Regions from separate parts of the Homo sapiens genome. Here region 2 is linked to region 1. A link is an interaction called in ENCODE POLR2A ChIA-PET data of the cell type or tissue named here. Cell type or tissue: PC-9. All regions are shown on one strand. Links, peaks and the distances in the headings refer to the core of each region. The heading gives the core; the rest is flanking DNA.

Region 1 (14,989 bases), core at 7,621-10,120:
AACAATATTGGCTTTCTTTTTTGTTTGTTTTTTGTTTTTTTTTTTGTTTTTTTGTTTTTTTGAGACGGAGTCTGGCTCTGTCACCCAGGCTAGAGTGCAGTGGCACGACCTCGGCTCACTGCAACCTCCACCTCCCAGGTTCACCTCATTCTCCTGCCTCAGCCTCCCAAGTAGCTGGGACTACAGGTGCCTGCCACCCCGCCTGGCTAATTTTTAAAATATTTTTAGTAGAGACGGGGTTTCACCGTGTTAGCCAGGATGGTCTCAATCTCCTGACCTCGTGATCTGCCTGCCTCGGCCTCCCAAAGTGCTGGGATTACAGGCGTGAGCCACCGTGCCCGGCCGATATTGGTTTTTTGAAGAGGCCAGCCCTGCTGTCCTATTGAACACTCTACATTCTCCATTGGTCTGATCATTTTCTCATGATGTCATTTAACTTGTTCTTCTGTTCCTCATCTCTGTAAACTGGAAGTAGAAGATGAATTTGATTCAGATTAAACATTTTTGGATGGAATGCTTTATAGGTGATGCTGGTCCCTCCTGTTGTATCTCCTCAGGAGGCCTTTCATGCTAAGTGGCCCTTGGAGCCTGCACTTTTACCTGCCAGTCAACAGACAGTTCCCCAGCTGGGGGTGAGGGTAGAGGAAGGCCTGGAGATAAGCTTATCAGCCATTAGAAAAATCTGTCTTGGCTGGGCGCGGTGGCTCACGCTTGTAATCCCAGCACTTTGAGAGGCCGAGGAGGGCGGATCACGAGGTCAGGAGATCGAGACCGTCCTGGCTAACACAGTGAAACACCATCTCTACTAAAAATACAAAAAATTAGCCTGGCGTGGTTGCAGGCCCCTGTAGTCCCAGCTACTCGGGAGGCTGAGGCAGGAGAATGGTGTGAACCCGGGAGGCGGAGCTTGCAGTGAGCCAAGATCGCCACTGCACTCCAGCCTGGGCGACAGAGCAAGACTCTGTCTTAAAAAAAAAAAAAAAAAAAAAAAAAAAATCTGTCTCATGGCAATCCAGACAGGGGATTTCATATTGAGATTTGTCTGGATGGTAGAATGGAAAATCTGTGGGAAAGTACAGGACAAGAAGGGGGAGAGGCAGGTGCCACTGCCTTCTGCAGAGGTGTAAGTCTCCACATTGTTGTAACCTATGTCAGTTTCCAAGTGCTCCAAGGAAAGGGAAATTCCCCACTGCGAAGCATAAACGTAGACTTATGCCTCTTTCAGAGGCGAGGCCACCCCTTTCCCACTACTCACGTGCACACACAACCAGGGATGTTCACCTTTCTTATGTGTTCCCTTTTGCCCATCAACTTATGTTCTTTTTTTTTTTTTTTTTTTTTTTTTTTTTGGTCAAGGACTCTCCTGCTGCAAGAAATAAAAATCCACTCCAGCTAACTTAAGTGAAAAGGGCTATATCAGAAAGAAACAGGAATATAAGGAAAGAGACAGGTTCCTAGGGGTCCTGAAGAAAGAACTGTTCAGCTTCTCTCAAACAACACCCAGCATGTTTAGTAGACTTGTTTTGGGGTGTCTGGCCAGCACACAAACCCCCAAGTGCCCTAAAAGCCCTGGTTTTTAGGACACCCTCCTTTGGCTATTGCATTATGGTTGGTCACTGGATCTACACTGAACCAGTTCAATTCTGCCTCCCAGAAATTTGGAGTTGGAACTAAGAGATGCAGGTCAGTCTCTGCTGGTTGCTTGAACTGAGAATGTGCTACTTCAGTAAAGCTGAGGAAGCCATCATGCAAAGAAGGAACAATGAGGCTGACACACAGAGAAACCAGAGGTGTCACAGGGTGCCAGAGAAAGGAGAGAGGCACTGCCCAGAGGCTTTTCCACAAGAGACCCTGGTTCCTTATAATTCACTCTTCTAGGTTTAATCCAGTTTGTAATGAGTCTCTGTTACCCTGCTACTAAATTATCCTAACCAAACAGTAGCAGACCAAGGGCAGGGCACAGAAGCAGCCTGTCCCAGTGGGAGGAATATTTTCCCTGACATTGTTTAGAATTGCTGGTGTATGGCAAGCACCTTTAGGTTGGTTTTATTCTTTATTCTCTTTTCATTCTCTGCAGACAATGCACCCCCTTATTGCCTGCACCGGGGGGCCGCTCCTGCCACCCTGCTCTTTGTACACTGCTGTGACTAAGTCAGTGAGGACCAAACCGGAAAGTTTTTGGAAAATGCTTTTGGAAGGGTTTTGGAAAATGCTTTTTAAAGTGCTTGTTTCCTTCTGCCTTCCTGGCCCTAATTCAAATGTGCCCCTGGAAGAAGCCCCCAGAAAGCCAAGAATTCCCAAAAGGCCCAAAGAAGGAAGTTTATCCTCTTTCCAGCCTAAAGAGGGGCAGAGGACATCTCTGCCTGTGGGAATCAGCCCTGGACCTCAGTGGGGCCAGAGCCCTAGTGTGAGGCCTGTTTCCAGCTAAGCACCTCTCCAGAGGCCACATTAGTCACCAGATTATGGATTTTCATCATGGTGGGAAGACGGCTGGTGTCACCTGCTTTCTGTAGGCATTCACTCTTCTGTTTACTCAATAAGATCCAGCTCTTAAAAGGTAGGGAGGGTTAAAGATGGGAACCCAGAAGCCTTCTTGGTGGAGGAGAACTTGCACGCAAGACTTGCAGACACAACTCAAGCGTTACTTTTCCCAGAGATATCCCAAGAAAGCCAGCCTCATCCCAAGCCTATGTGAGCATGCCCCTGCTGGGCTGAGATAAGCTACCTCAGGGAAGCAATGTTGCACAGTGGTTAAGAATGCGGTCTCTGAGCCAGGCTCCATGGCTCTGACTGTAATCTCGGTACTCTGGGAGGCCGAGGTGGGAGGATCACTGGAGCCAAGGAGTTGGAGACCAGCCTGGACAACATAGTAAGACCCTATCTCTACAAAAAGTAAAAACAAATGTAACTGGGCATGGTGATGCACACCTACAGTCTCAACCACTCAGGAGGCTGAGGCGGGAGGATTGCTTGAGCCCGGGAGTTCGAGGTTAGGGTGAGCCATGATTGTGCCACTGCACTCCTGCCTGGGTTTGAATTCTGGCTTCATCACTTAACAGCTAATCACTTCAGACAAGTTGCTCCATCTTACTTAGCCTCATTTTTTTTGTTTTGTTTTTTTGACACAGAGTCTCACTCTGTCACCCAGGCTGGAGTGTAATGGCATGATCTCAGCTCACTGCAACCTCTGCCTCCCGGGTTCAAGAGATTCTCCTGCCTCAGCCTCCCAAGTAGCTGGAATTACAGGCACCTGCCACCACATCCAGCTAATTTTTGCATTTTTAGTAGAGACAGGGTTTCGCCATGTTGGACAGGCTGGTCTTGAACTCCTGACTTCAGGTGATCCGTCCGCCTCTGTCTCCCAAAGTGCTGGGATTACAGGCGTGAGCCACTGCGCCCGGCCACGATGTCATAATTTTTAGTAGATATTACTGAGTTGTGCAAACATCACCACAATTCAGTTTAGAACATTTCTAATACCCCAGTAAAATCCCTGGTGCCCATTCAGTTCGTCCTCATCCCATCCTCACTCCCTGGCAGCCACTAATCAATCTACTTTCTGTCTCCATAGATTTGGCATTTCCGGGCACTTCCTATAAATGGAATCATACAATATGTGGCCTTTTATGTCTGGCTTCTTTCACATAGCATAATGTTTTTGAGGTTTATCCACACTGTAGCATATACTGGTACTTCTTCCCTTTTTATTGTCAAATAATATTTCATTGTATAAATTAACCACATTTTATTTATCCACTCATCAGTTGATAGACATTTGAATTGTTTCCAGTTTGGGGCTATTATAAATATTACTGTTATGTAATATTTGTATAGATGTTTTTGTGTGGATATATGTTTTCAATTCTCTTGGGTCTATACATAGCAGTGAAATTGCTGAGCTGTATGGGGAAGAAAAAGTATGGGTTGTCTAACTCTTTAAGAAATTGCCTCCCTGTTTTCCAAAGTGGCTTAGCCTCAATTTCATCATCGGCAAACTCAATATACTGAGTCTCTCCCTTGTATGGATATAGTGGGGTTTGATAAGTCAATGCATATAAAACATTCAGTACAGTGCCTGGCTCATGGTAAGTGTGCGATCACTGCAGCCTCAACCTGCCAGACTCAAGCAATCCTCCTACCTCAGACTCTTAAGTAGCTAGGATTACAGGTGCACACCACCACACCCAGCTAGTCTTTGTAGTTTTGGTAGAGATGGGGTTTCCCCATGTTGCCCAGGCTAGTCTCAAACTCCTGGTCTCAAGGGATCCGCCCATCTCGGCCTCCCAAAGTGCTGAGATTACAGGCATGAGTCACCATTGGCACCCAGCCAATGCTACTTCTTTAATTAACTTCCTGTTACTTACCTAACTCTTCTGCGGCTCTGGTAGCTCTTTGAAGGTAGGGGTTGTATCTCAACTGAGTCTTTTTTTTTCTTTTTTTGAGATGGAGTCTCACTCTGTCACCCAGGCTGGAGTGCAGTGGCGTGATCTTGGCTCACTGCAACCTCCGCCTCCTGGGTTCAAGCAATTCTGCCTCAGCCTCTCGAGTAGCTGGGGTTACAGGCACGTGCCACCACGCCCCACTGATTTTTGTATTTTTAATAGAAACAGGGTTTCACCAGGCTGGTCTTGAACTCCGGACTTCAGCTCACCTGAGAATCCCCAGCCTAGCAGAATCTCACTCACGCCAGGTGCTTTGTCGGTGGATGAGGAAACTCAAATATAGAGCCCACTGCGGGGCAGGACAGGTGTGGCACTGCCCCAGAGGCACACAGTCCAAGGGAATTGTGAGAGGGAGACTCCTGGGGAGTGCATCAGACAGGACTTCATGTGGGAGGCAGCCACTGAGCTGGGCCTTGAAGACCACTTTCTGCAGGGTCACAGGATTAATCCATAAAGAGATGCTCTCCACACTTCAAGGTAAAGCACCCAACGTCTTCACCTTCAACTAAATCCTGAGGCCCTTTTTTTTCTTTTCAGCGTCAAGGATGAAGGATGGGGCGGACACTGTCTGTTTTCTCAGTGACCTGGCAACCTAACCTAACAGCTGTGTCCAGCATCAAATACTCCTCCTCATCCCCTGCTCTTGCTCCCCAAGACCAGGAGCAGGCGCTGGAGTGCTCCTCCCTGGGGCTGGGCCACAGGCCTTAAAACTCTTTACTCCCACCTCCTTGGGGTACCCCTTCACACCTTCCTGAACATCCTCCAGGCCTATGCACACGACGGAGAGCTGGGGGTGGGGTGTGGGGTGGGTGGCAGCGACTGGGCCGTGGAGAGGATCGGGGCTCTTAGGGTGCTTATTCAGATGCAGTGTTGCTCTTTGCCCACCTCCCCTCACTTCCTCCCATGCCTCTCAGAGAAGTGAAAATAGAGCTGATGATTGGTGCGAGGAAGCCTGTGCCCATGGCCCGGAATTCCTCCAGCCTGATTCACGGGCTTTGGTTCTAATGCACTAGAATTCTCCACTGGGCGGGGGCACCAAGAGGATTCTGGACCACAGCGGTCACACCTGCTGCTCACTTCCACCTCTCACATCTGCTGTGAGGCCCACTCCCCACCAGCTCCATCAGCCAGAAGGCTGCTGTGGCTGGGGTTGCGAGAGAAGGGAGGCGGAACACTTCCTATCCCAGGGGCAATTTCAAAATCAACGCATCCCTTGCCGACCCAACGGCAAACCAACTGCTTGTTTAAGGAAATCAGTGGAATGTATGCAATTAATTACAGGGCAAATCTCAAGTCAGACTAAATACTGGAAATCAGGAACCAGAGTCCAAGTCCCTTTCGTGATCGGAAGGGGGAACTTCCCGATTTGATTGCAGAAAGCAATTTACTTCAATTAGCAGTGACATAAACAGAGTGATTGCTTAATAGGAGCACTGAATCTCTAAAAAATAAACAGCCTGAATTGCATCCTTTACCATTATATTAGCAGCATGGGATTGCTTTTCCCAAGACAGGTTTGATTAACTCTTTAGGAACCATCCTCACTCCTAAGCAGATCTCTTCAGAGCTCCTAAAAAGTCTTCACATCATGGTCCTGGCATTTGTTGTGCACCTCGGGCATATATGTTCATCAATTTGCTTGTTGCTTTAACTTTCAAGTCTTTTAATCCTCTATAATCCTGTGAGATATGTATTATTATGCTCATTTTTAACAGAGGGGGAAAATGAGGCTCAGAAAATTCATGGTGGTGATCTTTTCAAATACATACCTAATCATGTCATTCTCCTGCTTAACTTACCCTCGAAAGCCTTCCAAACCCCTCAGCATAGCCTCCAAAGCCCTGTGTGATCTGTTTCTGGCCTACTTCTCCCACCTCTGCTCAAACCACTTCTCCGCTTGCTCACCACATTTTATATTTTCAGGCCACTGCCTGTTTTGCAAGCGCGTCAAGCCCATTCCCATCTCAAGGCCTTTGCACTTGCTGTTCCCTGCGCCTGGAGCACTCTTCCTCCATTTCCAGAACTGACTTCTCAGCTTCCAGGACTCTGTTCAGAGGCTACGTCCTCAGAGAGGAGTTCCCTGTCCGTCCCATGTTCCCCACTCCCTTTCGGCTTTTGACTAACACTTAGCATGATCCAAAATTATCTTGTTTGTTTATAGTTGATGTATTTCTTGTTTGTCTCCCTCCTGGAATATAAGCTCCAGGGCGGCAGAGATCCTGTCTCCTGTTTGTCTTGTTCATTTGCACAGGGTCAAGCATACGGTAGGCAGACAGAAGATATTTGCTTAATAAAGGAAGTATTGTCCCTGCTTTTATACAGATGAGGAAATGGAAGTTGGGAGAAGTTAGGCCATTTCACAAGGTCAAACAGCTGGGAAGCAGCTCCAGGGGATTCACAGGATTCAGACATCGCTTTCTCCCATGCAGCTACACTACTTTTTTGAGGACTCTCCTTTCCTCCCTATTCTCTTCCCCCACCACCTTCTCACCTCCACCCTACCACCCCAGCCCCAGAAAGTAGGCACTCATCCAACCAGCCGGGAGAGCATTAAAATCACAACCACAAAGCAAAATCTCCTCTTCCTGTTTAAACTCCCTCCTGTGGTACTGATGCTTCTTAGCCGGACAGGGTCCCGCTCATTGCAAGAATGTGAATTCTGGAAGTTAAAGATCTTAACACCCCTCTCCCTCTGGCTCCCCACCTTGAAGGATTTAGATACCGAACTGGGCTCCCCTTAGGAAATGCATCCCCGGACTTGGACTGTGGAGGTAGTGGGCAAGATGTTTGGTGAAGCTTTCGCTGCCCTGTGACCCCACCCACCCCACAGCCAAATCCTACCCTTGGCCCAAGCTCCCCACACTGCCCAGTGAATTGGGGCTGTAAACTGGAGGAGGGAAGGCTGGAGAAGCCAAGGTCAGTGGCGGGAGAAGTGCAATGGGAGAAGACCAGGGAGAGGGTGAACACTGAAGAATTTGAGAGATGTGTGAGTGCCCCAGAATTGGGCTGTAGGGAAGTCGGCCTCCCTGAGCAGGCAGCCGTGTCGGGGCTGACCTGAAAGCAGAGGTCTGTCCCTTAGATGCTGGCTGGCTTTGGGGCTCAGAGTCTTCATCTGGTCCCTCCGCAGCATCACCTTCAGGAGAAGTTCAAGTGCAGCTGTCATTGCAGTCCCAGTTTCACTATCCATTCCCTGTGTCTCCTTGAACAGGGCTTTAACCTCTCTGAGGCCACTTCCTGCTTGATAAGGAGACCACATCGCCCACCCTGCTTCATATGCAGATTTCTTTTTTTTTTTTTTTTGAGACGGAGTCTCGCTCTGTTGCCCAGGCTGCAGTGCAATGGCGTGATCTCAGCTCAGTGCAACCTCCACCTCCTGGGTTCAAGTGATTCTCCTGCCTCAGCCTCCTGAGTAGCTGGGATTACAGGTGTGCACCACCACGCCCAGCTAATTTTTGTATTTTTAGTAGAAACGGGGTTTCACCATGTTGGTCAGGCTGGTTTTGAACTCCTGGCCTTGTGATCCACCAGCCTCAGCCTCCCAAAGTGCTGGGATTACAGGCGTGAGCCACCACACCCAACCATATGCAGATTTCAATAGTTTTTTTTTTTTTTTTTTTTTGAGATGGAGTTTCGCTCTTGTTGCCCAGGCTGGAGTGCAATGGCACGATCTTGGCTCACCACAACCTCTGCCTCCCAGGTTCAAGCGATTCCCCTGCCTCAGCTTCCCGAGTAGCTAGGATTACAGGCATGTACCACCATGCCCAGCTAATTTTGTATTTTTAGTAGAGACGGGGGTTTCTCCATGTTTGTCAGGCTGGTCTCGAACTCCCGACCTCAGGTGATCCGCCTGCCTCAGCCTCCCAAAATGCTGGGATTACAGGCATGAGCCACCACGCCCGACCAATAGTTTTATTTATTTATTTTGAGATGGAGTCTCGCTCTGTCACTGAGGCTGGAGTGCAGGGTGCGATCTTGGCTCACTGCAGCCTCTGCCTCCCAGGTTTAAGTAATTCTCCTGCCTCAGCCTCCCAAGTAGCTGGGATTACAGGCATGAGCCACCAAGCCTGGCTAATTTTTGTGTTTTTAGTAGAGATGGGGCTTCGCCATGTTGCCCAGGCGGGTCTTGAACTCCTGGGCTCAAGTGATCCACCACACCCAGCCCAGATTTCAGTAGCTTTAAATAAGAGAACGAATGGGAAAGTGCCCTGGAAGGTTTAAAGTATAAAGTATACTAAGGAGGTACTTTTGTTTTAGCCTAAATGGGAAAGAGACTTTCCCATTAACATTCTTTAAACATCTGTCAGAGGTGGCGTTTCCTATGCTCATTGAACAGGTATGGAAACAGGCTCACAGAGCAACTTGCCTCCAGCTACAGACCCCTGAAGTCTAGGTTTTAATCATTGTCTATGCTGAACGTATGCAGCTGGGACTAGATCCATTCAGACAAAATCCTGGCGAAAGGTGAAGGGCGGTGGGTGAGGGGTGTGGAGTACAAGACGCAGATGGGAAAGGGCATGGGCCACTACGGCCATGGAAAGGGCTTTTTAGTTCCAAGTTACAATAAGCATACACTAAGACAGAGTCTTGCTCTGTAGCCCAGACTGGAGTGCAGTGGCACCATCTCAGGTCACTACAACCTCCGCCTCCCAGGTTCAAGCAGTTCTCCTGCCTCAGCCTCCCTAGTAGCTGGGATTACAGGTGCCCACCACCACACCCAGCTAAGTTTTTTTGTATTTTTTAGTAGAGATGGGGTTTTACCATGTTGGCCAAGCTTGTCTTGAACTCCTGACCTCAAGTGATCCGCCTGCCTTGGCCTCCGAAAGTGCTAGGATTACAGGCATGAGCCACCGTGCCTGGCCGAGGCCAACATCTTTAAAAGCCTCCCTGGCAGCGTGTGCACATGGCCTGGTGAGAACAGGAAGCACTGGGCAATGGGGCTGGGAGAGGACGAATTTGGGGTACACTTCAAAGGTAGAACTGGCAGGGCCTATTGAGTGTGGGTGAGGATGACTAAGAGGACTAGTGGTTGACAATGCTCTGCAAAGGGGTAAAGCAAAAGTCCAGAGCTGTTTCTTGCTGGGGACATGTAAATAATTTAAGAAGATCCTGAACCAAGGGGATAAATGTGAAAAACTCTTGAAAACGGGCCTCATGTATGCCCTCGGAATAGCGATGTATAGCACCTCTAGCCTGATTGGCTAGAGCCACTCCATTTCTTTCTTGAATTAGGTATTTATTTATTTATTTATTTACTTACTTATTTATTGAGATGGAGTCTCACTTTGTCGCCCAGGCTGGAGTGCAGTGGCGCCATCTTGGTTCACTGCAACCTCCATCTCCCGGGTTCAAGTGATTTTCCTGCCTCAGCCTCCCGAGTAGCTGGAACTACAGGCACATGCCACCACGCCCGGCTAATTTTTGTATTTTTAGTGGAGATGGGGTTTCACCATGTTGGCCAGGCTGGTCTCCAACTCCTGACCTCAGGTGATCTGTCTGCCTTGGTCTCCCAAAGTGCTGGGATTACAGGCGTGAGCCACCATGCCCGGCCTAGGCTCCTCTTTTGTCCCTTCACTGTTAATTATTCCCAGCCTTTTGGGTGAGACAGAATCTTTACTCTTGAGATTCTAGTGCAAAAGGGGCTTCAGAAATACCTTAACATGGCTTCACTTAGGCTTTGATGCCAGCCTCGGGCCTATGAGCCTCCAATTCTCCCCTGTGACCATCAGGAGAGAAAACTGAGTCCCTTTCGAGGTCGTACAAAGTTTCCCAATGAGCTTAAACATCACCTCCTCCATGAGGCCTACCCTGACTACTTTAAAATAGGAATTCTGCTTCTCTATGATTCTCTGTCTTGGTACCTAGGGCATTTTTCATTCACAGCAGTTACTACAATTTATAATCAACAACTACTCATTTAATTACTCATTTGCTATCTTTTCCCGACCAGGCCAGGCACTCCCCAAGGGCAGGGAATTCTCTGTCTCTCTTGCTCACTTCTGTGTCTGCAGCACTTATGCACATGGTGGGCACCTAGAAGGTGCTTTATATCTATCTGCCCACTACATTCAAGGCACTTGACCAGGGCTTTGGAAGCACTAACCCATCCTTCCCTCTCCCTTGTGGGTTCTCTTGGGCCCCAGAGCTGTGTTCCCCTCATCTGCCTTGGGCATTTTATTCCCAAGGGGATTTATCAGCCCCAGTAGATGCCACCTGCATGGTGTCACTGAGGTCAAAAAAGTTAATAACAGAGAAAGAAGCCAGGCTTTTCTTGTTAAAATGAAAATGCTCAAAGGATCATTGCAAATGTAACTTATTCAGTCAAAAACCATGGTGCCAGGCGCTGTGCTCAGAACTGGGACGTGGTGGTGAGCAAGACCAACATGATTCCTGATCCCTCTTGAAGTTCACCATCCAGTAGGTTCCTCAGAGTCTTTTCTAAGAACCATTTTTCTCCCAGTGTAGACCTCCATGGCCAGGGAATCCAGCTCTTTCCCTTCCCTAGCCTTGCACGTGGCAGCTTTCAAGCTCCCTAAGGAAGGAATCCATGCAGTAAACCCCACCCTTTCCACCTCCAGGCCAAGGGGACACTAGAGTGAAGTTTTCATATCTTAGTCCTGTGGCTCATTAACCACATGACCCCTCAAGTCTCATTTCTTCACCTGCAAAATGGAGATCAAGAGACCCTACCCCTTAGGGATGCTATGAGGATCCAGTTAGATGCTGCCGCTGATAATGACGGCTAACATTTTTTGAGTTCTTTTCTATACCAGACACTGTGCAAGCATTTTGTCTGCATTATCACATTTAATCTTCCTAACAACCTCACAGGGGGGCTGTCATCACCACTGTTTAGAGATGGGGACATATAGGTTATATCATTGCCCAGTGTCACACGGACATTAAGTGGTGGAGCTGGGACACAGACCCAGCCATTCCACACTATGTCGACCCTCCAACCCACTGTCTTACACAGCCCCCCTGGTGAATGCAGGCAGAGTGCTTTTCTTCGTGCCTGGTATACAGCAAGTGCTCCACGAATGGCGCCTCTTACTCAACAGCTGGAGGCTCCCCATGCAAGACTTCCCAAGCTTCAACAGTTCCTAAGGATTGGCCCGTGACCACTCAGCAGTCAGATCCTCCCCAACCCATTCCTGTTCCAAGTCCCAAATCTGCATCCTTACAAAAGCTCAGATTGAAACAGACAGTAGCTGGAAGGCTGGCCTTTCCCATAATTTCCCCAGCAGTCCAATCACTGTGGCCACCCAGCGCTCGGCGCTGGCTGAAAACCCAGATCTCAGCCTCCCCGGAAGCCGAGTGAACAAGTTGGCTCAACAGACTAATTTTTTCTCCCTGTTCCCTTCATTCTACCCTCTGGTCCTGGCCTGAATCAAAACAGCAGGGGCCTGGGAGGTAGCTCCGGGTACCACTGGGACAAGCACAACTCGGTTCCAAAGAAAATGATAGTATGAGGTCACTCATTATAATATTTAGCTCCCAGAAGAAACCGCTGTGAGCCCCATCCAAACCACAGACAGCTTTGGCAGCCCCAGTATCCTCTTACGGTTACATAAGCTTTGCAGGGAAATAAATACCAACTCATCTCGAAGGAATTTTAAGGACTAATAAACCTTAACCAGTCTGTGCAGAGAGGGCTTCCTTCTGAAGGAGGGGCTGCGGTTTTAGAGAGGAAGGATTGAGAGGGCTCTGGGGCAGGGCTGGGAGGGACACCTTGTGGGCCTGGCTGCAGGACATTCCTCAGATAGACTCAATCCTGCAGCCTCATTTGTGGGGCAAAAATCTCCAAGGTCAGCAGGTCAGCCATGTCCCAGGCCACCTCCTTCTTGTATACCATCAGGATCCACTCTCTAGTTTCCTCTTATAGGTAGTGAGTTACCTATCACTGGAGGTATTCAAGCATATTCAAACATAAACTGCATGGCTTTAAGAGACTGTCTAGTTCCAATATTTTATTTTATTTTATTTTTGAGATGGAGTCTCACTCTCTCACCCAGGCTGGAGTGCAGTGGCATGATCTTGGCTCACTGCAACCTCTGCCTTCAAGGTTTAAGTGATTCTCGTGCCTCAGCCTCCTGAGCAGCTGGGATTACAGGCATGCTACAACACCTGGCTAATTTTTGTATTCTTAGTAGAGATGGGGTTTCACCATATTGGCCAAGCTGGTCTTGAACTCCCAGCCTCAAGCGATCTGCCCGCCTCAGCCTCCCAAAGTGCTGGGATTACAGGTGTGAGCCACTGCACCCGACCCCAAGATAGTATTTTATATTATGTTTTTCAGGTATAGGAACTACCCTTGGCATCAGCAAAAGGCAGGATGGTACAGTAGTCTCTCTGTCTTATCCACGGTCTCCCTTTCTGCAGTTTCAGTTACCCATGATCCAGTAAAATATTTAGAAAGAGGCTGGGCGCGGTGGCTCACATCTGTAATCCCAGCACTTTGGGAGGCTGAGGTGGGCAGATCACCTGAGGTCAAGACCAGCCTGGCCAACATGGTGAAACCCCATCTCTACTAAAAATACAAAAATTAGCCAGGCGTGGTGGCGGGTGCCTGTAATCCCAAGCTACCCAGGAGGCTGAGGCACGTGAATCGCTTGAACCTTTAAGGCAGATGTTGCAGTGAACCGAGATCATGCCATTTACACTCCAGCCTTGGTGACAAGAGCAAAACTCTGTCTCAAAAAAAAAAAAAGAAAGAAAGAAAGAAAGAAAAATTAGAAATAAACCACATTCACCTGCCTGGCCAATATGGCGAAACTCTGTCCCTACTAAAAATACAAAAATTAGCCGGGTGTGGTGGCCCATGCCTGTAATCCTAGCTACTTGGGAGGCTGAGGCAGGAGAATCGCTTGAGCTGGGGAAGCAGAGGTTGCAGTGAGCCGAGATTGTGCCATTGCACTCCAGTCTGGGTGACAGAGTGAGGAAAAAAAAAAAAGAGACCACATTCACATAAATTTAATTGTAGTATATTGTTATAATTGTTCTATTTTATTATTATTGTTGTTAAGCTCATATTGTGCCTAATTTGTAAATTATACTTTATCACAAGTATGTATGTATAGTAAAAAAAAAACATATTACACACATATAGGGTTTAGTACTATCCATGGTTTCAGGTATCCACTGGGGGACTTGGAACGTATTCCCTGTGGATAAAGGGAGATGACTGTATAGATAAAAGAACTTGCGTTGGGAACCTGAAAACCTATTGTGTTGTTTTAGCTGGGTGACCTCGGGCAAGCTGCTTCACCTTTATGAGCCTTGGTAAGAAAGAAATAACAATTACTCTCTTCTGTCCTCCCCACCTGATTGCTGGAAGGGGCAGAGAAATTGTAGATGTGTAAACATGTCTTGCAAATCACAAAATCCTATGCTAGTAATGGTGAGATGCCCCAGGTACCCAGGGGACTAAGTAGGGATGGGGGCTTTCTGCCTGTGGTAATAGGAAAAGCACTAGAAGCCCAGCCCGATCACCACTCCATGGTCAGGTTCTTCCATTGCCCTTTGTTTTCTGGGGGAAGCAAACCAAGTGTGTTAGGGTGAAGGCTATAGATTCTGAGGCCAGACTCCCTGCATCTGAATCCTCGATCAGCCATTCACTAGCTGTGTATCCTCGGGCAACTCACTTGACCGCTCTGTGCCTCGGTTTCCTCATTTTATATTTGTATAATAATGGTACCAGTCAGAAGTGGTGGCTCACACCTGTAATCCCAATACTTAGGGAGGCCAGGAGTTCAAGACCAGCATTGGGAAAACAGTGAGACCCTGTCTCTAATAATAATAATAATAATAATAATAATAATAATAATAACAGGGCTGGGTGCGGTGGCTCATGCCTGTAATCCCAGCACTTTGGGAGGCTGAGGCGGGCGGATCACGAGGTCAGGAGTTCGAGACCAGGTTGACCAACATGGTGAAACCCCATCTCTACTAAAAATACAAAAGTTAGCTGGGCGTGGTGGCGCATGCACCTGTAATCCTAACTACTCGGGAAGCTGAGGCAGGAGAATCGCTTGAACCTGGGAGGCGGAGGTTGCAGTGAGCCGAGATCAAACCATTGCACTCCAGCCTGGGCAACAGAGCAAGACTCTGTCTTAAAAAAAAATAATAAAATAAATAAATAAAATAATACAATTAAAAAAATAATAATAGCCTATCTTAGAGAGTTGTTAGGAGGATTCAACAATATATATCAAGGGCTTAGAACAGTGTCTGGCACAAAGCATGTTATGAATGTCTTCCCCAGCTAATTGAGTTAATTTTCTGTTAGCCCTGTCACTGATCAGTCCTGAGGAACAGAAGACAAGCTGGGTAAATTTTGTAAGGAATAACAAAAACAATGACTACCATTTAATGAGGTCTTGCTCTGTTGCCCAGGCTGAAATGCAGTGGTGCAATCACAGCTCACTGCACCCTCCAACTCCTAGACTCAAGTGATCCTCCCACCTCAGGCTCCTGAGTAGCTGAGACTATAGGCGAGCACCATCATGTCCAGCTAATTTTATTATCTGTAGAGAAGGAATCTCGCTATG
Region 2 (14,989 bases), core at 7,267-9,766, 420 kb before region 1:
CTCAGAGTGGAGACGTTCTCATCCGCCATCAGGGAATACTCACTCCATTGTGCTGGCCCCACCTAAATGTTTTTTTATTGCCTGCCCTTCACCATGAGTAATGCCACTTTCCATTTTAAGCTGGGAGCTTCAGGAGATGACTGCATTACAAGCCAGGGTTTAAAGCTAAGAGCTGCCTGGGGGATTACTCACCCATTTCAAGACGCTGCCCACAATGCACCCTCCCACTCAGGATGCTGCTGGAAGATCTTCTTCCTTGCCAAAGCCTAAAAGAAATCTGATTTCCCCTGGAATCCGACTAGGAGTGGTGCCAGAATATCAGAAAGCTGGCGAGTTAACTGGTTCTCCAAGTGGAGCTACCGTGCTTGTTTCTGGTCCTCTCATGTGTGCTAAGGTTTTGTTGCTTGTTCATTCATTTGGCATTTGCTGAGGGTCTACTATGTGCCATGCACTCTGCCCATGATGGAGAGACTATCACAAGCTAAACAGCTTTAGTCCTTGTCCTCAGGGAGCTAACAGTCTGGGGGTGTGGGGATAAACAGACAATTATAGTAAAATATCATAACAGAATATGCTAAATCATATGACATGCATGCTCAGGGAGTTTTGGAAACCAACAGCCAGAGGATTTATACTAAGGTAGGTATGAAGGATGAGGAGGAGCTGGCTTGGTTTCTTAATTGTAAGCAACCAAAATTGACTCTAGAAGGAGAGTTCAGAGAACCTGGGGTTGCTCCCAGAGTCACTGGGAAGGTGTGGTGGCCCCAAATCACACTGCAGGAATGGTCCAGCCAGACCAAGATGTACGTGTGTATGTGTGTGGTGGGGAATGAGGGGGCGGGTGTAACTTTCAAATACATGGGGTGGGGATTCAGATGCCGGGCCGTCAAAAATGATGACAAATTTCCAGAACAGCAGGTAGAATTAGGGAAGGTGTGGAGGAGAAGGCTGTCTCAAAATGACCTAAGATATTCTGAGTCAGAGAAAACAAAAGGAACAGCTTAAAGAGAGCACCAACTCAGTGAGGCAACCAGGCAGTGGGGCCGGCTGGCCAGACTCTTGGGGGATTCCTTAGTGAGTGAGTTCACTGCTCAAAGAAGGGCTTTGCCACTTCTGCAGGGAAGCCAGCCACGGGCCAGCAGGTAAGCATGTTTTAAGGCTTTCCTTTTTTGTTTTAGGGCTCCTGGGGACATTCTGGAAGGCCACAGTTCTCACTACAAGCCTTGAGATTACAGAGCCTAGCTAAGTCGGGAAAATGTTCTCTGCATGAGAATTGGAAAAGATGTTTGGGGGAAGCCAATAGGATAATGATAATAGCCAACTTTTATTGCTTGCGCTAACATGAGCTTACATGCATTATTTCATTTCATACTCATAATAAACCTATCAGTTTAGATGAACAGACTGAGGCACAAGGATTTTAAATGACTTGGCTAAGATCCCATGGTTAGCAAATTGTGGAGCTGGTATGCAAATGTAGATCTGTTTTACTATAACTAAGAGTCTGTTGACAGAAAACATGAAAAAGTGAGGGCCAGATGAAGAAGAATGTTCTGTGCATAATAAGCGATCGGAAGGAAGCCTGATTCCTTAGCGGTCACCTCTCTCATGGGTACAATTTTGAAACTTAAGGTCAGCTGTTGGTCCCTACTGAGAAATTTTCAAATAGAATCCAAAATGGAAAAGCCCTATTTTCCTAGAGGGAGACTTGAGTGAGGAACTTTAGCCAGTAACTCAGGGTATTGCCTCCTAGGTTGCAGCAAGAGGTATATATAGCATTTTAAAATTGATTTTGTCAGAATAATAATTTCTCTGATTATACAAATAATACATGCTCCTTGTAGAAAATTAGGAAAAAATAGAAAAACATAAAGAAGAAAACAAAAATCATCTTTACTGTTAGCACCCAGGAATGGCTTTTGTCATATTTTGGGGTATGTGTGTGTGTGTGTGTGTGTAATTTGTAGTCTCTTTTTCTGATGCATATATGGTGATACTGTCTTTTAAATTACAGTTCTTTATATCTTCGATAATTGTTATGACCTTGATTTAGCCCTTTCCTCAAGGGAGAATTATATCACAACATTCAATTTTGCAAATCTGTTGATAGGCAGTACAAGCTGGTTTCTTCAAATGAGGAGGCAGAAGCCATGGAGCCTCCTGGGGTGCGTTGGATATAGTGTATGTGAAAGTGCCTAGTTCTTTAAGAAAAACTTGGTTTTTCCTTATTTGTTAATATTTCTAGCTGGTAAGCATTGCCTAAACAAATGTTTAGCATAATGACTAACCTAATCAGGCAACCATATATTTATTAGGAGAGATTTATTCCATACTCTAGGCTATGCATGGCATTCATTGATGTTGTGTACACAAAAAAAACAGAAGAGCAGTTTCTAGGACTCAGCTCCAAGTGGAGTCTGTCCTGATCCCACCTCCCCTTCACTGGTCTACAGGATCCCAGGTCTTCCCATCTCCCAGCCAAACATATTTCAAAAAGCCACAGTCCAACACACACAGCTCTTTGGCTCTCTCAGGCAGGTGTGCAGCAAGGCCTTCACAGACCTCAGTGAGCGTCTCCTCTGGGAGCCCACGTGGCTCAAGCCAGCACAAAGCCAGATCTATTTGGTGGCTGCTGTTGTTCACTCTTGGCATACCGTATGCCACCCATTCTTGTCCTTTACCCAGATCATCAAGACAAAGCCCTACCAGTTCAGAAGCCCTGTGTGTTCCCTCTTCATATCTTGATATCTGCTTTGTGTTGGGAGTCAGTGGCCAGTCAAGTGCTTGCATGATGCAGGTGGGTTTGCTGATGCAAACAAAGTTGCTGGCATGTGAGTTTTCTGACCCTGAAAAGGCCCCACAGAACTATCCCCTCAGGCCTTGATCAGGACATTACCCCCAGGCCAAGGGGACAAGGAAAATGAACTTGAGTGTACTTCATAAGTGACAGCCAAGAGGGAACCAAAGCTCCTAGTTCTTCTCTTCCCTTCCTGTCTCCATGTAACCTTTTCTTCCTGGGCCATTCCTGGTCCTGGAGGTAAGGTCACTGCTGACAGCACCCATCTGGTGACCCAGGAAGCCAAGGGTCAGCTGGCTTCTCTGACAGTGGTGGATGCCCTATTGTGCTCCTCCTAGAAGAGGGTTCTCTTAACTCTTGCTTTTCTGCTTTGTTTTCCCATGCTTCATTTGATTTTCTTTTTACTTACAAAAGTAACCAGTTAATTTATGTGTCTATTTGAGAGGTTAATCATCTCCAGTGCCACCTTCAGATCCATTTTTCAGCTCCATGAAATTCATAAGATTCTCTTTACATATTCCATTTGTAAACCGAAACTGAATAATAATTCAGATGCCTGAAATACCTCTTAGCCCTGGGAGTGACCTAATTTCTCAAGATCTCAGTTTTATCATCTGTAAAAATGGAATCATAAGATTCTCTTTACGTATTCCATTTGTAAACCGAAATTGAATAATTATTCGGATGCCTAAAATACCTCTTAGCCCTGGGAGTTAATTTCTCAAGATCTCAGTTTTATCATCTGTAAAAATGGAAATAACACTGTTTATACGGTGGTGCTGCTATAATAAATCATGAGATAACAAAGTACTCAATAATATAGTACAAATAAATTAGATTCAATTCATTACAATATGTTTTTACAACAAATTTACCTTTACAATGACCATCTGTGGCAAGTGATACTGGTTTTTCATTTTCATTATTGATGTCAAGTTCCATTTAAAATGAATTTCAGCTTAAAGTGAAAATACTTCAAAAATACTAATTAAATAAAAAATACATTCTAGCTGTATATATTTAGATTATTCAAGACAAAAACATTCTGAATATATAGAAAATTAACCCCCACAGAAAAAGGAAATGACAAACACAAGAAGAAAAGAAACCCTAAGTGAACCCTAAATCAACCAGCTAACCAGACAGCAGAAATCTCAGATCAAACAAGGACCAAGAGTTGGAGGAAGCACGCAAAATAATTCTCAATGGCTTTTTAACCACTAAGACCAAAACAGCAAAATAGGCAGTTAGTCCTCATTGCCCGATCTTCTTTTTGTGGCCCTCACAACTTCTTTTGTTATCCTGGCCAATCTCCACTGGAAAGTCTCAAAGCATTCAACATTCTCCATTAGAAGAACCACCTAAGTGTGGGATCTCTATACGCCCAAATTATCTTTCCCTTCCCTGCAATCAAAACTCTTCTCCTTTTGTAATATGTATGTCTCCAAAGTGTTATCCAGAAATCCTAGTATTCAACTGAATAAACACCAACAGATATTCACCGAGCATCTACTAAGTATATGGAGAGAGTCTATGTCTGTGGGGGAAGGGAGTGCACAAGATCCAATCCCTGCCTTCGAGGAGTTGAAGATTCCCAAGGGAGGCCAAACGGAGGATGCAAATAGCTCTAATTGCAGGGTAGGATACAGTGACTGCCACAAACAGCCACAGCCAATATGCACAGGATGTCACAGGAGGAAATGACTTTTGGTTTGGTGGGGATGAGGACAGGTTCAGATGGAGGCAGCATTGGTTCTCTGAGAAGCATTTGACTTTAAAAAGATTGTATTAACTCTTGTGCCCTACCCCTCAATTGGTGGATTATTTCGAGTCTCTTGCCTATTCTTGGATAACAGCTGGAAGAAGGTACCGCATCCTGCTGTTTCTTCTCTGAGACAGGCCATCTCCCTGCTCATGCGCATCACAAGCCCACAAGACAGGCTTAGGTGCATGTGGCTCTGTGCACAACCCTGACCCCACCTGGCAAAGGCCTCAGCTCCAATGCCGCTTCTCAGAGAGACCCCCCCCCCCACCATACTCCACCTCCTGGTGCACTCTCCCCTTCCAGCCCCCGTGGGCTCCTTTCTACCAGGAGATACGGGAATTAGCACCATTTTAGATTTTCTTAGCTGTTCACTTTTAAAAATTTAATACCTCCCCCTATAGGAATAAAAATTGACAAGGAAAGCAGGGTCTTTGCTTTTCTTGTTTACCCCTGTGTTCCCAGTGCCTGATAAATCACAGTATTTAATACATATTTGTTGAACGAATTAATGAATAATAGTCTAATTCAGTCTCTTCTTCTCGAGTTTCTTCCTCTCTCTGGTTTGTTTTTGTGAAGAGGGGTCCAGGGTTTTAGAAAATACATATGATTCATTCCAAAGTGACTTAATCAAAAATACTCATACTTGGGTTCAGTATGGCAACTGACAAATTAGCAGAGTTTAACAGACTTTGGTTTGTGAAGAGACTTGAGCCAGCATGCATCTTTTCAGGTAAACTGATATGCAACACTGGATGGGACAGATCATCATTTATCCCTCCCACCATCCTTTCTCTCAACAACTATTTTTTTCCAGCTTTATTAAGGTATTATTGACAAATAAAAGTTGCACATATTTAGGGAATATGATGTGATGTTTTGATCTATGTGTCCATTGTGAAATGATTACTATGATCAAGCTGGTTAACATATCCATCACCTCGCAACATTATCGTTTTGTGTGTGTGTGGTGAAAACATGTCAGATCTACCCTCTTGGCAATCTTCAAGTATACCACACATTACTGACTATAGTCACCATGCTGTACGATAGATCTCTAGAACCTATTCATTTCGTCTAACTGAAACCTTGTACCCTTTAACCAACATCTCATTTCCAGTCACCTCTCCCCAGCTCCTGGCAACCACCATTCTACTCTCTACTTCAATGAGTTTGACTTTTTTTAGATTCCACATATAAGTGAGATCATGTGGTATTTGTCTTTCTGTGTCTGGTTTATTTCACTTAGCATAATGTCCTCTAGGTTCATCCATGTTGTCATAAATGACAGGATTTTCCTCTTTTTATGGATTAATAGTATTCCATTGTCTGTATATACCACATTTTCTTTAGAAGAAATGTGTTACAGATTTCATGTGTGATACAGATGAAATGAAGTGTCCATTTCATCTGTAAATGGACACTTAGGTTGATTCCATATCTTGGCTATTGTGAATAATGTAGCAATGCACACAGGAGTGCAGATATCTATTTGAGATACTGATTGCAATTCCTTTGAATATATACCCAATAGTAGGATTGCTGGATCATGTGGTAGTGCTATTTTTATTTTTTTGAGGAACCTCTATACTGTTTTCCATAATGGCTGTACCAATTTTTATTTCCACAATAGTGTATTAGGGTTTCCCTTTCTCCACATCCTCACCAATACTTGTTATCTTTTGTCTTTTTGATATTAGCTATTCTAACATGCATGAGGTGGTATCTCATTGTGGTTTTAATTTGTGTTTCCCTAATGATTAGCAATGTTGAGCATTTTTACCTGTACCTGCTGGCCATTTGTATGTCTTCTTTTGAGAATTATCTGTTCAGGTCATTTACCCATTTTTAATGGGATTGCTTTCTTACTGTTGAGTTGTTTGGGTTCCTTATATATTCTGGATATTAACACCTTATCAGATGTGTTTGCAAATATTTTCTCCCATTGCATAGGTTTTCTCTTCACTCTGTTTTCTTTGCTGCCCAGAAACGTTTTAGTTTGATGCAATTCCATTGAACTATTTTTGCTTTTGTTGTCTGTGCTTTTGGAATCATATCCAAAAAATGATTACCCAGACCTGCATCAAGAAGCTTTCCCCTATGTTTTCTTCTAGCAGATTTACAAACTCTGGTCTTACATGTGAGACTTCAATTCATTTTGAGTTGATCTTTGTACTTTGTGTGAGTCAACACATATTTATTAAGCACATATTATGTGCCAGGCTTATGCTAGACATGGGATAAAAAGCTGAGCAAGATAGGGGTTCTGCCCTATGGAGCAAAGTCAGAGGAAACACTCAAATAACTAGTGCGAGGCCTCCGGGGTGAAGTCTGAGGGAGAAGAAGGAATATCCTGGGGGTCGTAGCAGGTGGAGGTGGTGGCATTGTTGGCAAAGAGAGGTCCATGCCAACGGAAAAGCAAGTTCAAAGGCTCAAGGTGAGAGTAAGCATGGCACATGTGAGAACTAAAAGGAGTTCACTCTTGTTTGAGGCCACTGATGGTTCAAAGCTGGGGAACTCTCAGGCCATCTGTCTTTACTCAGTACAAAGACCAGGAGAGCTTGGGGGCAGAGTGGGTCACCAGCTGTCCTCAGGAAATGACTGGAATGAAAGCTCTGCCGGCTTTGTTCACTGCCATGCTTTGTTCGCTGTCTGAGGATGCAGCCAGAACATAGTAGATTCTTAATGACCATTTGCTGAGTAGGTGAATGAAGCCCCCACAGATGGTCTCAGCTTTCTCCTCTAGCATCACCAAGCCCCACAGAGTCATAAGACCAGAAGGCAACTTGAGAGCCAGCTGGTCCACCCTTTCCCCTCCAGGCTCTGTCCTGCCCTTAAACCTCCCTCACAAATGGCACTGTTTTGTAGATGTTATAAACTACAGTAGCATGACTTGTCAATTGGGTTCTTGAGATCATACTCACACCAAGGGAGAGACAATGTGTCCAGTCATCTGGTGAGTCCAAGGCAGGGTGCAGAAGAGCAGGGACGACAGTCCTGGATGCCCAGGCTGCATGGCAGGCAATGAGGGAGCTCTGGCTCCCAGCACTGTTTGTCAACTATTAAGATGCCATGGTGGCTGGGCATGGTGGCTCACACCTGTAATCCCAGCACTCTGGGAGGCCGAGGCAGGCAGATCACGAAGTCAGGAGATTGAGACCATCGTGGCTAACATGGTGAAACCCTGTCTCTACAAAAATACAAAAAAATTAGCTGAGTGTGGTGGCAGGCACCTGTAGTCCCAGCTACTCGGGAGGCTGAGGCAGGAGAATGGTGTGAATCCAGGAGGCGGAGCTTGCAGTGAGCTGAGATCGAGCCACTGCACTCCAGCCTGGGCGACAGAGCAAGACTCTGTCTCAAAAAAAAAAAAACAAAAACGCCGTGGTTCTTCACTTCCAAATCTGCCTCTGGAGGTCAATGACCTCCACATTCTCAAAGCAGCACATCTTGTTTGGAAATTATATTCCTTGTATCTTTGGTGTTGGGATTTTAAAATTCGAGTTTAGTTCATCTGCCAGTACCGTGCGCTGGCTAAATGCCACTGTCTCTCCCAGAGAGGGCCGCTGGGCTGACATACTCAAGGTGTCCTGGCTGGAAAGCTGTGAGCAGTGGACACAGCATTTAGCCCATACCCACATATACCACTTGATCTGAGGTCCCAAGACCTCTTACTTGGGCAATTGCAGCTGATTTCCTTGCCTTTCCTCCAATTAGTCACTCAGCAGCCAGAATGACATTTTAAAAATGCAAATCTGATAACATCACATCCCAGCCTGAGTATTCCATAGTTTCCCACAGTTCTTCAGACAGGTGCCTACAGGACCCTGTGTAGCCTGGCCCTGCCAGCTTCCCCAGCCACAGCCTTCTCCCCTCATCCATAATGGACTCTGTTCAGTTCCCCCAAGTAAAACTTGCTCTTTCTGGACTCATGACCTCTGCACATTTACCTGCAACCTCCCTCTCTCTACTCACTAGTAATAGAAATACCCCTTCCTCTAAGAAGTCTTCCGAAGTCTCCCAGGTCCTATAGATTGCTTATTACCTGGCTCTCAGGGCAACCTGGACTTTGCCACTATAATACTCAGTTCATTCAAAATCGCTTGCATGGGGAAAGGTCTTCCCCACCAGAATTCAAACTTCAAGAGAGCCTCTCTGTGCCTGCCTTGTTATTCACAATATTCCTTATGTCTGGCACATAGTAGGTACTCACTGAATATGTGACAAGTGAATGAATGAGTCCTCCGATTGTTAAACAGCTGGGAACAATTTTACCAAATAAAATAAGAGGCAGAGACAAACTGAAATGTAACAGGACCTCATGGTAATCCTGAGCCACCTCCCTTCCTCACCCTAAAGGCCTGATGTCATCATATTATGGGCTTGTGTGTTGTGATTAGGTCCCAGTTTTTGAGATCCGGTTTCTGGCTCAGTTCAGAGAAAGCTGGGCCTTTCCACCAGGCACCATCATGGTCAGCAAAGCAGAACTGTGGAGCAAATCAGATAAGGTGCAGATGCATTGGTGTACCTGCTAGTGGCCCGTGCCTCCCGTCTCACTGCAGAAGCAGAAAATCCGGCTCCAGCCTCACACAGCAAAACAGAGCAAGAAGGAGGGGGAGTCTTCACTTATGTTGCCTCACCCTCTGTTTTATTTTCTTCCCACCAGCAGCAACAAACAGTAATTCAATAAAGGAAATACAAGTAATGGAAAGAAATAGAAAAAAATAAACATATCAAAATGGGCAGTGTCCCCAGGGCCACCGCTTTTAAATAAAACAAGAGTAGATTTGGACATATTTCAGTGGCTTTGCTAAAAAGAGAAAAATAATCAAGCCTTCCCTTCCTTTCTAGGCTGCACTGCTTTCTTCTATCTTGATGTAGAAAAAATATCACCCAGACTAGGGAGTCTCACATCAGAATCCTCTGTGGAATCTTGTTGAACATGTGGGTGCCAGCCCCGACTCAGCCCAGCAAGTCAGAACCCTTTGTTGGGGGAACCTATGTGATTCCCAGGCAGGTGGGCCCTACTTTGGGGAAGAAAGCTCAGGGTGGGAGTGCCATGGTATGTCCTGTGCCTTGTAACACAAGATGCAGCTTGGGTAAGAAGCTCAGGTCTGTAACTGGGAATTCCAGCGTCAGGCGCTGCAAACCTCATTTAAAATAAAGCACCATAAGCTTGACTTCGGACATGCAGAAAAATGAAGATTGTTGATTTCACCTTCTGTGGAAGGGGCGGGGGGGCATATTCTATTCATTTTATTCACTTAAGTCGACACTGACTGAGCTGCTCCCATAGGGAAGGGCCTGTGCCAGGTACAATAGAAAGGTGATGATGGCGGTGGATTTGAGCAAGATGAAGATGACGGTAACTCACATTTACTGAGACCTTAGTATGTGCCAGGTGTTTTACATGCATTATCTCATTTAATCCTCCCCAACACCCTACGAGGTACTGTTATCATCCCCATTCTGTGGACAAGAAAACTGAAGAAAATTGAGGCACAAGGGAGTGGAGTGACTTACCCAAAGTCACCCAGCAAGTTAGTGCAGAGCCACAGGGGGAGCCAGGTCTCCCGGACTCTGGAGTCTAGTATCAACCATTATAGTGTAAGTCTCCCTTAAGACATTCAGCCCCTGCCTTTCCGATACTTAAATTAAGTGGAAAAGGTACAAGAAAATCAAAAGAAGTACTCCAAATTATACAGCTTTGTGCAACAACGAGCAATCGACCTGGGGACATCTGGTGAGACTTATCCTGTTCTGGCTAATTACTCAGCCTGACTGTTTGTTACTTTGTTACAAGGAGTCGTGGAAAAAAAAAAAAGAAAAAAAAAGCAATAACCAAAGCAACTATTTTCTCTTCTCCATGGAAAGGCACAGTCAGCAGATTTTTAGAGAAAGTCAAACAGTACCATTATCCACAAAAGTGTAGGAGCCAGGAGCTCTGCAGTCCAAACTGAGGAGGGAGGCTTCATTATTTTGTGAACTCCCAAAGGATGAAAGACATTAATAATACTATTTGTGGTAAGCTTATCATATGCTGCGTACTGGACTATTCCCTCTACACGTTATTATCAAATTTGATCTTTGCAACTCTATGAGTAAGTACTATTCAGATGAGGAACCAGACTCAGAGCGGCTAGCAACTGGCCTATAGTCACACATCTGCTTAGTGGCAAGGGGTCTGAATTCCAGCCATGGTTCTTACCCTGAATCTAGGCTGTCTCTTATTTTAAATACAAGGATACCGTTTGGAATGCTAAGTGAGCAAGAATTCACAACCGTCTGCCATTTTTAACTTGGCTGTGCCAAGCCTCACTTCAATCTGGGAGACTGGCTGGATTCTTATTTCAGCAAGTATTACTTCAATACACTATGCTCTGTGCCAGGCACAAAAGCCCTGCATTTAATAAGTGGGAGATGTGGTCACAGTGGATAAAAGGAGCACACATAAAACTTTAGAGAGGTGATTTCACTAGAGGGAGTTTTTTTTTTTTTTTTTTCTTGAGATGGAGTCTCGCTCTGTCACCCAGGCTGGAGTGCAGTGGCACGATCTCGGCTCACTGCAAGCTCCGCCTCCCGGATTCACGCCATTCTCCTGCCTCAGCCTCCCGAGTAGCTGGGACTACAGGCGCCCGCCACCACGTCCAGCTACTTTTTTTTTTTTTTGGTATTTTTAGTAGAGACAGGGTTTCACCGTGTTAGCCAGGATGATCTCGATCTCCTGACCTCGTGATCCGCCCGTCTCGGCCTCCCAAAGTACGTGGATTACAGGCGTGAGCCACCACGCCCAGCCGAGGGAGGTCTTGATTCAACAGAGTCATTAGTGCCTGGAGATTCATGGAGGAGCTGAGCTTTGAACAGATGCCAGGAGTGGAGGAGAGGTCAGAAGTCAGGGGATGAGCTTCGAACAGAGGTCGGAGCTGAGACACCTCTAATGGTGGTATAGCAAAGCAGTAAATTGGGCCCCAAAGAGTCAAAGGCAAAAGGCAAGTCCAAAGCTGCTTTCAGCCAATGCTGCAGTGGGCATTCTGCTCCCCGTGAGCCTGGGGCACACTGGACTCCGGCAAGAGTCACAGGCCCACACTGCTGGAAGAGCATCCCTCAGGTAGGGCACGTGCACAAAAATGGGTGCAGGGAAATTCCATGAATGCTACTGTATGTCTTCAGAGGAAGTTTAGGCAAAGGAAGCAAGCCTCTTTTTTACAAGGAGATTTTGACACCAAAGTCAGCAGATCTAAAACTTTCACATTAATTTCTCTTCTACCTTAAAGAGCAGACATATACATCAGAAAGGAAGTAGAGAGAAGTCAAGGAATAAAAATGGAACTCAAGCCTGTAAAAGGTACACACATTCGGAAATGTCTGAGTAAAAGCCTTAATAAAATGCATGTGCTTTCCCCCAGTAATTCCATTTCCATAAATTCTTCCCAAGGAAGTAATGGGATAGTTGGCAAAGATGACTACAGCAGTTTTGCTTATAATAGTGATAAAGAGTAAACAACCTATCCCAGTACTTTGGGAGGCCGAAGCAGGTGGATCACGAGGTCAAGAGATTGAGACCTTCTTGGCCAAGATGGTGAAACCCCGTCTCTACTAAAAATCAAAAAAATTAGCCGGGTGTGGTGGCGGGCGCCTGTGGTCCCAGCTACTCAGGAGGCTGAGGCAGGAGAATTACTTGAATTTGGGAGGTGGAGGTTGCAGTGAGCCGAGATTGTGCCACTGTACTCCAGCCTGGCGACACAGCAAGACTCCGTCTAAAAAAAAAAAAAAAAAGTAAACAACCTAAATGTCCAACAATAAAAGGTTAGTTGACACAGTTTTGCATGTTCCTATTGTGGACTCCTGTGCAACCATTACAACCATTACAACCATTACAAGTGAAGGTGCAACCATTACAAATGAACCATCTGTATGCAACCATTACAAATGAAGGTGTAGGTTTCTGTTTATTAATGAGGGGGAAATTCCTAATGTATTGAGTAAAGTCAGATCATAAAAGAGCAGGTTATAAAACAGTTCACTATATATGATTCTGCTTTGTAAGATGCTTACATCTCTATGAACAGAAAAGTTAACAGAAGGCATCTCTGGCAGATATGATCATGGACAATCTCTTAAAACTTTTTATTGTTTATCTGTATTTTCTAATTTTTATATCATCCCCTTATGGTTAAGGGTTTGTAAGTGGACTGATGTCCCCTGCTTTGTTGAATTGATAAAACACCAAAGCAACAGACCTTAAATATTATTTCTTTGTTTCCCAAAAGTATGGTACATGTGCCCCTGTTGATAAGAGAAATTCTGAGTGGTACTGAGAAGTATCTTTGAACAACACTGCAGAGAGAAAAGAAGCCCCCATCTTTAAGTCTCCTTAGTCATTTTGGTTACTCAAGGAGAAAACCTTGGCTTGGGACAATTATGTTTTCAACTTCCCTAGAAGAACTGCTCTTCTCTCTTTATAACCAAAAGAGCCCAGCAGACAGGAGGCAGCATCTAAGCAGAAGTCAATGCCATTGCTGTGCTTCATTGTATTGATCTTTATCACTGCCTTCTATTTATAGGAAATTTTTGCAGTTACACCAGGGAGATAAAGCTTGCTTTAAATAAGAAAATTAGGCCGGGCGTGGTGGCTCGTGCTTGTAATCACAGCACTTTGGGAGGCCAAGGCGGGTGGATCACCTGAGGTCAGGAGTTCAAGACCAGCCAACATGGCGAAACTCCATCTCTACTAAAAATACAAGAAAATTAGCTGGGCATGGTGGCACACGCCTGTAGTCCCAGCTAATGGGGAGGCTGAGGCAGGAGAATCGCTTGAACCCAGGAGGCGGAGCTTGCAGTGAGCCGAGATTGCGCCACTGCACTCCAGCCTGGGCAACACAGCAAGACTCCGTCTCAAAAAAAAAAAAAAAAAAAAAAGCTAATTTAAATAAAATTTAAAAGTAAGGAATGAGTTGAGAGGATAATGATCAAAGTAAGGAAGGCAGTGCACCTGTATTGAAGTCTGAGGCAACGGGTGTTAACCCCTGGTGAGGATAAAGCTACCCCTACTGTGAAATATCCCAATAGTTCCCCCAGGTCTTGATTTCTATCTTATCACTTTAATATAAAAACAATAGCATGGAAATAATAAATAAGCAATTTGCTCAAGTGATGACCCAGCCAGTGGGGAAATAATTTCAGAACAGGATTCTGAGAACGTCCAGATAAATCCTGCTGGGAAAGTGATTGGAAAGAGAGGTTCCTAAGAAGAGACAAAATTTCTTTGCAATGTTTGCCCTGAGGAAAAAGGCCCTTCCACAGGAAGAAGGTCAAGTCCGGTCTATTTTTATAAGTGTTTTTCAAGTGGTTAGTGGACGTATTTCCTGTGGTTCCCAGGAATTCTGCAGCAGGCTCTCAGGAGGATGTTGGTGATAGGGAACAGGGACTTGATGAGCAAGAATCAATAATTATCTCTATATTTGCTTCACTTTTTTCTATAAAAATAATCTAGGGGAAAAACACTTGCTTTAGAAGAGCAAAGTTCATCACAACAAAGAGCAGAATGGGACACTGAAGTCCCTTAGTGCGTAGCAGAGTCCTTAGGTCAAGATTCTACAAGCTGAAATTTATCTGTTCATTTGTTCCCTCCCTCCCTCATTTACTCAATAAATATCTGAGCAATTCCTCTGTGCTGGCCATCGTTTGAGGGCTGCGCAGAAGGTGTTGAATAAACATGGCTTCTGTCCTCCAGCAGCTTACAGTCCAGCGTGGGAAAAAGATGTCAAACAAGAAAACGCATGGATGGATATATAATTAATTACAGATGATGGTGAATGTTGGAAGAAAGAGAACAAGAGGCTGCAAAAGAGAATCATGGAGGTAGAGAAGGAACTTACCTTAGCTGGGGAGACCAGGGAAGACCTCTGAGGTGGTGGTACTTTAGCTGCCCTCTGAAAGGGGCATGGGAGGCAGCCCATGGGAAACTGTTAGGGAAGGGCACTGCTGCAGAGGGACCAATTTGTAGGAAGGCAGCCATATGGAGGAGATCATAGTGGGCTCAAGGACCCAAGGGTACATGCAGTGGCTGGAATAGAGGGGCAAAGGGAGGGAGGAGCCGTAGGTGAGGCCAGACCATACAGGGTCTCATAGGCCATGGTAAGGGTTTGGATTTTACTTTATGGAAATGGAAAGCCATGACAGGTTTTAAGCTAGGGAGTAGCCAATCTGATATAAACTTTAAAAGATCTCTCTGGCTCTATGTGTAAAAGTGATGGGAGGGGGCCAAGAGCAAAAGATGGGGCTATTTCAGAAGGTAAGATAGGAGCTGCTCGTGAATTGGACCTGCTGTGGACAGTGGGGTTGGTAATAAGTACTTAACGTGATAACCCCTCATGGCAGTCCAAGGGCTCGATTAGCAGACCTCAGAGAAGTCAGCCAGCTAACACAGCTGG

The links. ChIA-PET counts read pairs that join two places held together with the same protein. Peaks named below come from ENCODE experiments on the same cell type or tissue, not always from the same donor. Only the 100,000 strongest peaks of a DNase experiment are listed, where the experiment ranks them.
Region 2: POLR2A ChIA-PET joins it to region 1 with 6 read pairs; 2 of 35 experiments call an interaction of 5 or more read pairs at or near these places.

Annotation. Positions count from the first base shown.
Region 1 is chr5:142,213,146-142,228,134 of GRCh38, reverse strand. No RefSeq gene overlaps it. Among named protein-coding and RNA genes, the nearest start is that of SPRY4-IT1, 98 kb to the left of the region's middle. RefSeq lists an enhancer at 4,655-4,704 and a silencer at 11,558-11,727. In PC-9, for the core only: no CTCF peak of the experiment used is centred there; no DNase peak of the experiment used is centred there.
Region 2 is chr5:142,630,266-142,645,254 of GRCh38, reverse strand. All of the region lies in intron 1 of FGF1 (fibroblast growth factor 1), which reads left to right. Among named protein-coding and RNA genes, the nearest start is that of FGF1, 48 kb to the left of the region's middle. RefSeq lists an enhancer at 1-650 and a promoter at 775-1,119. In PC-9, for the core only: no CTCF peak of the experiment used is centred there; a DNase peak (open chromatin) is centred at 8,354.